2 separate regions of the Homo sapiens genome follow, and region 2 is linked to region 1. Evidence: read pairs that join two places in POLR2A ChIA-PET (ENCODE). Cell type or tissue: K562. All regions are shown on one strand. Region 1 has its middle 5.8 kb from the start of AQP8. Region 2 overlaps SLC5A11 (solute carrier family 5 member 11).

The links. Peaks named below come from ENCODE experiments on the same cell type or tissue, not always from the same donor. Only the 100,000 strongest peaks of a DNase experiment are listed, where the experiment ranks them.
Region 2: POLR2A ChIA-PET joins it to region 1 with 5 read pairs; 2 of 35 experiments call an interaction of 5 or more read pairs at or near these places.

What each region holds. Positions count from the first base shown.
Region 1 is chr16:25,209,924-25,212,423 of GRCh38, forward strand. No RefSeq gene overlaps it. Among named protein-coding and RNA genes, the nearest start is that of AQP8, 5.8 kb to the right of the region's middle. In K562, no CTCF peak of the experiment used is centred here; a DNase peak (open chromatin) is centred at 1,038.
Region 2 is chr16:24,891,681-24,894,180 of GRCh38, forward strand. All of the region lies in intron 10 of SLC5A11 (solute carrier family 5 member 11), which reads left to right. Among named protein-coding and RNA genes, the nearest start is that of SLC5A11, 47 kb to the left of the region's middle. In K562, no CTCF peak of the experiment used is centred here; no DNase peak of the experiment used is centred here; H3K27me3 peaks cover 42 bases.

The sequences.
Region 1 (2,500 bases):
CCATCCATCCATCCATCCATCCATCCATCCATGGGTGAGTTCTTTAACTTCTTTGTGCCTCGTTTTTATCATCTGAAGATGGTGATAATAAGTGATAGGACTTATCTCAAAGGGGGGTTACAAATACATACCGAGTGTTTAGCATGGTGTTGGAGATGTAGTGAGTAGTTGAGAAATGTCTTCTCAATCTTGCAGTTTGAGAAGACAGAAAGGTGAAAACTAGACTTACTTCCAATGGCTAGTTGCCCTGAGCTCCAAGTGGTAATACATTGAATACAATTGCAAATCTACCGAGATGGAAAGAAAGCAGTTTCAGAAGAGAATGACAGGTTCTGCTTTAAGTTTCTGTGGTTGTCCACAGAGCACAGCCTAAATTGTCAAGTCTCTGCATTATAAATGGTGTCTAGCTTTGAGAAGTTATTAACCTGAAACCCAGTATCTCTGGAATTTGGGGATGATGTATCTGCAAGAACTGTTCTCTTCTGCAAGTACTTGAAATACAAGAACATAAATTCTTTAATTCAGAGGACCCCAAACTTTCTTGGTTCACTCTGTGCGGAGGCCCCCCCCAAAAAAAATACCTAATAGCTCTATTTATTAAGGAATTAGGTGCAAAACACTTAAAAAGTTCTTATGTTCTAACAACTTAGTAGCCATTTGTAAAAAAACCCCACATGTACACAAAACATTCACATATATTGTACAGACAATAATACACATACACTGAATAAGACAAGTACATTAAAAACATATTTTATTTATATTTGTATTTCATTCTTAAATAATTACATAACCTCCCAGCAGGTTCACCTTGCCCGCTGCCTAGACAGAGCCAATTTATCAAGATAGGGAAATTGCCATAGAGAAAGAGTAATTCACGCAGAGCTGGCTGTGCAGAAGACCAGTTTATTATTACTCAAATCAGTCTCCCCAAGCATTCAGGGGTCAGAGTTTTTAAGGACGACTTGGTGGGTGGGAGTAAGCCGGTGAGTCAGGAGTGCTGATTGGTCAGAGATGAAATTATATGGAGTTGAAGCTGTCTCCTTGCGCTGAGTCAGTTCCTGAGGGAGCCCACAAGATCACATGAGCCAGTTTATCCATCTAGGTGGTGGTGCTAGCTGATCCATCAAGTACAGGGTCTGCAGAATAGCTCAAGTACTGGTCTTAGGTTTTACAATCATATATATATATATTTTTATATCTATATATTTTATATTATATATATATTTATTTTATTTTATATATATATATATATATATATATATATATATATATATATATATATTTTTTTTTTTTTTTTTTTTTTTTTTTTTTAAGATGGAGTCTTGCTCTGTTGCCCAGGCTGGAGTGCAATGATGTGATCTTGGCTCACTGCAATTGCTGCTTCCCAGGTCCAAGTGATTCTCTTGCCTCAGCCTCCTGAGTAGTTGGGACTACAGGTGTGTGCCACAACGCCCCACTAATGTCTGTATTTTTTTTTTTTTTTTTTTTTTTTTTTGAGACGGAGTCTCGCTCTGTCACCCAGGCTGGAGTGCAGTGGCGGGATCTCGGCTCACTGCAAGCTCCGCCTCCCGGGTTCATGCCATTCTCCTGCCTCAGCCTCCCAAGTAGCTGGGACTACAGGCGCCCGCCACTACGCCCAGCTAATTTTTTGTATTTTTAGTAGAGACGGGGTTTCACCGTTTTAGCCGGGATGGTCTCGATCTGCTGACCTCGTGATCCGCCCGCCTCGGCCTCCCAAAGTGCTGGGATTACAGGCGTGAGCCACCGCGCCCGGCCTAATGTCTGTATTTTTAATAGAGACGGGGTTTCACTATATGGCCAGGCTGGTCTCAAACTCCTGACCTCAGGTAATGAACCTGCCTCGGCCTCCCAAAATGGTGGGATTACAAGGGTGAGCCACTACATCTGGCCTATATATACGGTCCAAGATGGCTGCCACAGCAGCAGCGTCACATCTGGCACAACAGTGCAGCCATCAAGGCAAGAGAGAAGGGAAAGGTGAGATGCCAGGGTAAAATGTGACCTGTTTCTACACTCCATCTGGACCTGGTGGGGGATGGCAGACAGGTATAGATGCAGAGAAGTCTTGCCAACCAAACAGGGATAAAGATTAGAAGCCTTGGTCCTGTTAACCAGACCTGGATTTGGAAAACTAGGAAGTTTGCCAGCCAAAGAATTTTTTAGGAAGACAGTATCTCCTTAGCCCACTAGGTTTTTCAGTGGTTTTGAGAGACAGTATATTGTGTATGAGGACATCAGGACATACTCTAAAACTCTCATGTAGTGGAAATATGTTGTTTTGTCTGAATGGCATTCAGGTTTTCCCTGGAAGCCACTAGTTTTCTTTTTCTTTCCTTTTTTTTTTCTTTTTTTAATTAAGACGGACTCTTGCTCTGTTGCCAAGGCTGGAGTGCAGTGGTGCAATCTTGGCTCACTGCAATCTCCACCTCCCGTGTTCAAGCAATTCTCCTGCCTCAGCCTCCTGAGTAGTTGGGAC
Region 2 (2,500 bases), 320 kb before region 1:
TAAATGGGGGTAAAACTCCTATTGGACATCATTTGTTCAACAAATACACACTGGGTGTCCTCTACGTACCAGGCACTCTTCTGGGCACTTAAAATCAGGAGCTAATAAATCAAACAAAGCTCTCTGCCCTTGTGGAGCTTCCCTTCTTCTAATGGGAGTAGACGGAGATAATAAGTAAATTATGTGAGATGTTAAAGTTTGATAAATATCATTTTAAAAAGTAGAGTGAGGTCAAGGAGATTGAGAGTGTGGGAGTGCAATTTAAAATGGGGTGACAGGTGGCTCACACACTTTAGGATGCTGAGGCAGGAGGCTCACTTGAGCCCAGGAGTTTGAGACCAACCTGGGCAACATAGTGAGACCATCTCTAAAAAAAAAAAAAAAAAAAAAGTAAAAATTAGCCAGGCACGGTGGTGTGCAGCTGGAGTCCCAGCTACTTGGGAGGCTGAGGTGGGAGGATTGCTGGAACCCAGGAGGTCAAAGCTGCAGTGAGTTGAGATTGCACCACTGCACTTCAGCCTGGGCAACAGGCTTGAGACAGTAAGATCCTGTCTCAAATAATGTAGGGTGCTGAGGGGAGGTATCATTCAGAAGTGACCTTTGACCAAAGACTTTGTAGAAGAGCGAGAGCTTCCTGTGATTTTTGGAGGAAGAGTTTGCAGCAGAAGGAACACCCAGAGCGAGGCAGATACATAACTGGTGTGAAAAAAGAAAGGAAAAAAATCAGAAAGCAGATCCATGTGTACAAGAAGTCCTTTTGTGTTAAAAAAAAAAAAAAAGGAGAATAGAATCAATATTTGCATTTGCTTATATGTCCATAAACTCTGGATGGATGTATACAAAACTAAGAAGAGTGGATACCTGTGGGCAGGGAGGCAGGGCGGGTGGGAAGGATGAATGAGAGCCGATTTACTGCATGTTATATTTTCTCGGGTTTTAAACTGAGTGAATATATCACGTGTTCAAATATTATTTTTCTGGTACATGAAACATCAGAGATCAATGTACCACTTGGGGAGTTATACTGCATAGTGAGGGCTGATGACAGTTTAATTAAAGCAATAATCATGGCATTGGACATTGATTTGATGCAGGAGACTTCAGAGAATGAAACCCAGGTCTCATCCATAGGCCAGCCCTCCTTTGAGCGGAGAGCTAAGGACCAAGGCAGTGATGAGAGCAATGCACATGTACTGCCCCATTAAGAGAGAGACCCCCTTCTCCTCCTTAGCACATCTCAGGTAGGAGAGACCTTGAGAAACAGGACTGATCCGGGCTAACATCATGGGCTTTAAATTTAACAGACCTGGCTGGGTGCGGTGGCTCATGCCTGTAATCCCAACACTTTGAGAGGTCAAGGCGGGTGGATCACCTGAAGTCAGGAGTTTGAGACCAGCCTGGCCAACATGGCAAAACCCTGTCTCTACTAAAAATACAAAAAAAAAAAAAAAAAAAAAAAAAGCCAGGTGTGGTGGCAGGCACCTGTAATCCCAGCTACTCAGGAGGCTGAGGCAAGAGAATCACTTGAACCCGGGAGGTGGAGTTTGCAGTGAGCCGAGATCATGCCATTGCACTCCAGCCTGGGCAGCAAAGTGAGACTCCATCTCAAAAAATTAATTAATTAATTAATTAATTATGCCGGGCACAGTGACTCATGCCTGTAATTCCAGCCTGGGCAACAGCAACACTCTGTCTCAAAAACAAACAAAACGAAACAAAAAAAGACAGTTGACCCATTCTGCCACCAGGAAAAAGCCGTTTGTAAAAACCAGCCAGAGACAATTTCACCTGCCCAGGTATTCCCCCAAGACCATCTTCCTCCTTCCTTTATTGAACCAATGTTTACTGTTTTCAGGTTTCTGAACTTCTTTTTTATTATTTTTATTATTTATTATTATTTTTAGTTTTGAGACAGAGTCTCGCTCTGTTGCCCAGGCTGGAGTAAAGTAGTGCAATCTCGGCTCACTGCAACCTCTGCCTCCTGGGTTCCGGCAATTCTCATGCCTCAGCCTCCTGAGTAGCTGGGACTATAGGCGTGCACCACTATGCCCAGCTAATTTTTGGTATTTTTTGTAGAGATAGGGTTTCGCTATGTTGGCCAGGCTAGTCTTGAACTCCTGACCTCAAGTGATCCACCCACCTCGGCCTCCCAAACTGCTGGGATTACAGGCGTGAGCCACTGCACCCAGCCAGATTTCTGAACTTCTGACCTACAGCTCTCTGATCCAGTTTCCACTATCTAATCCTACTCTCATCTATTTCTATTTCGTTGACCTGTTGGAACTTCTTTCTCTGGTTTCATCTAACAATAGCAGTGATGATGACAATGCCAATAATCACAACTGCTCTCTTTGCTAAAGAGCTGCTAGACACCTGAAAAGCAAGCACAGTTATCATCCCCATTTTACAGATGAGAGAGCTGAGCCTGGAAAGGTTAAGGAACTCATCCAAACTCACAAAGAGCTGGTGGGGGGATTCACACCTAAGTCCGTCTGCACTT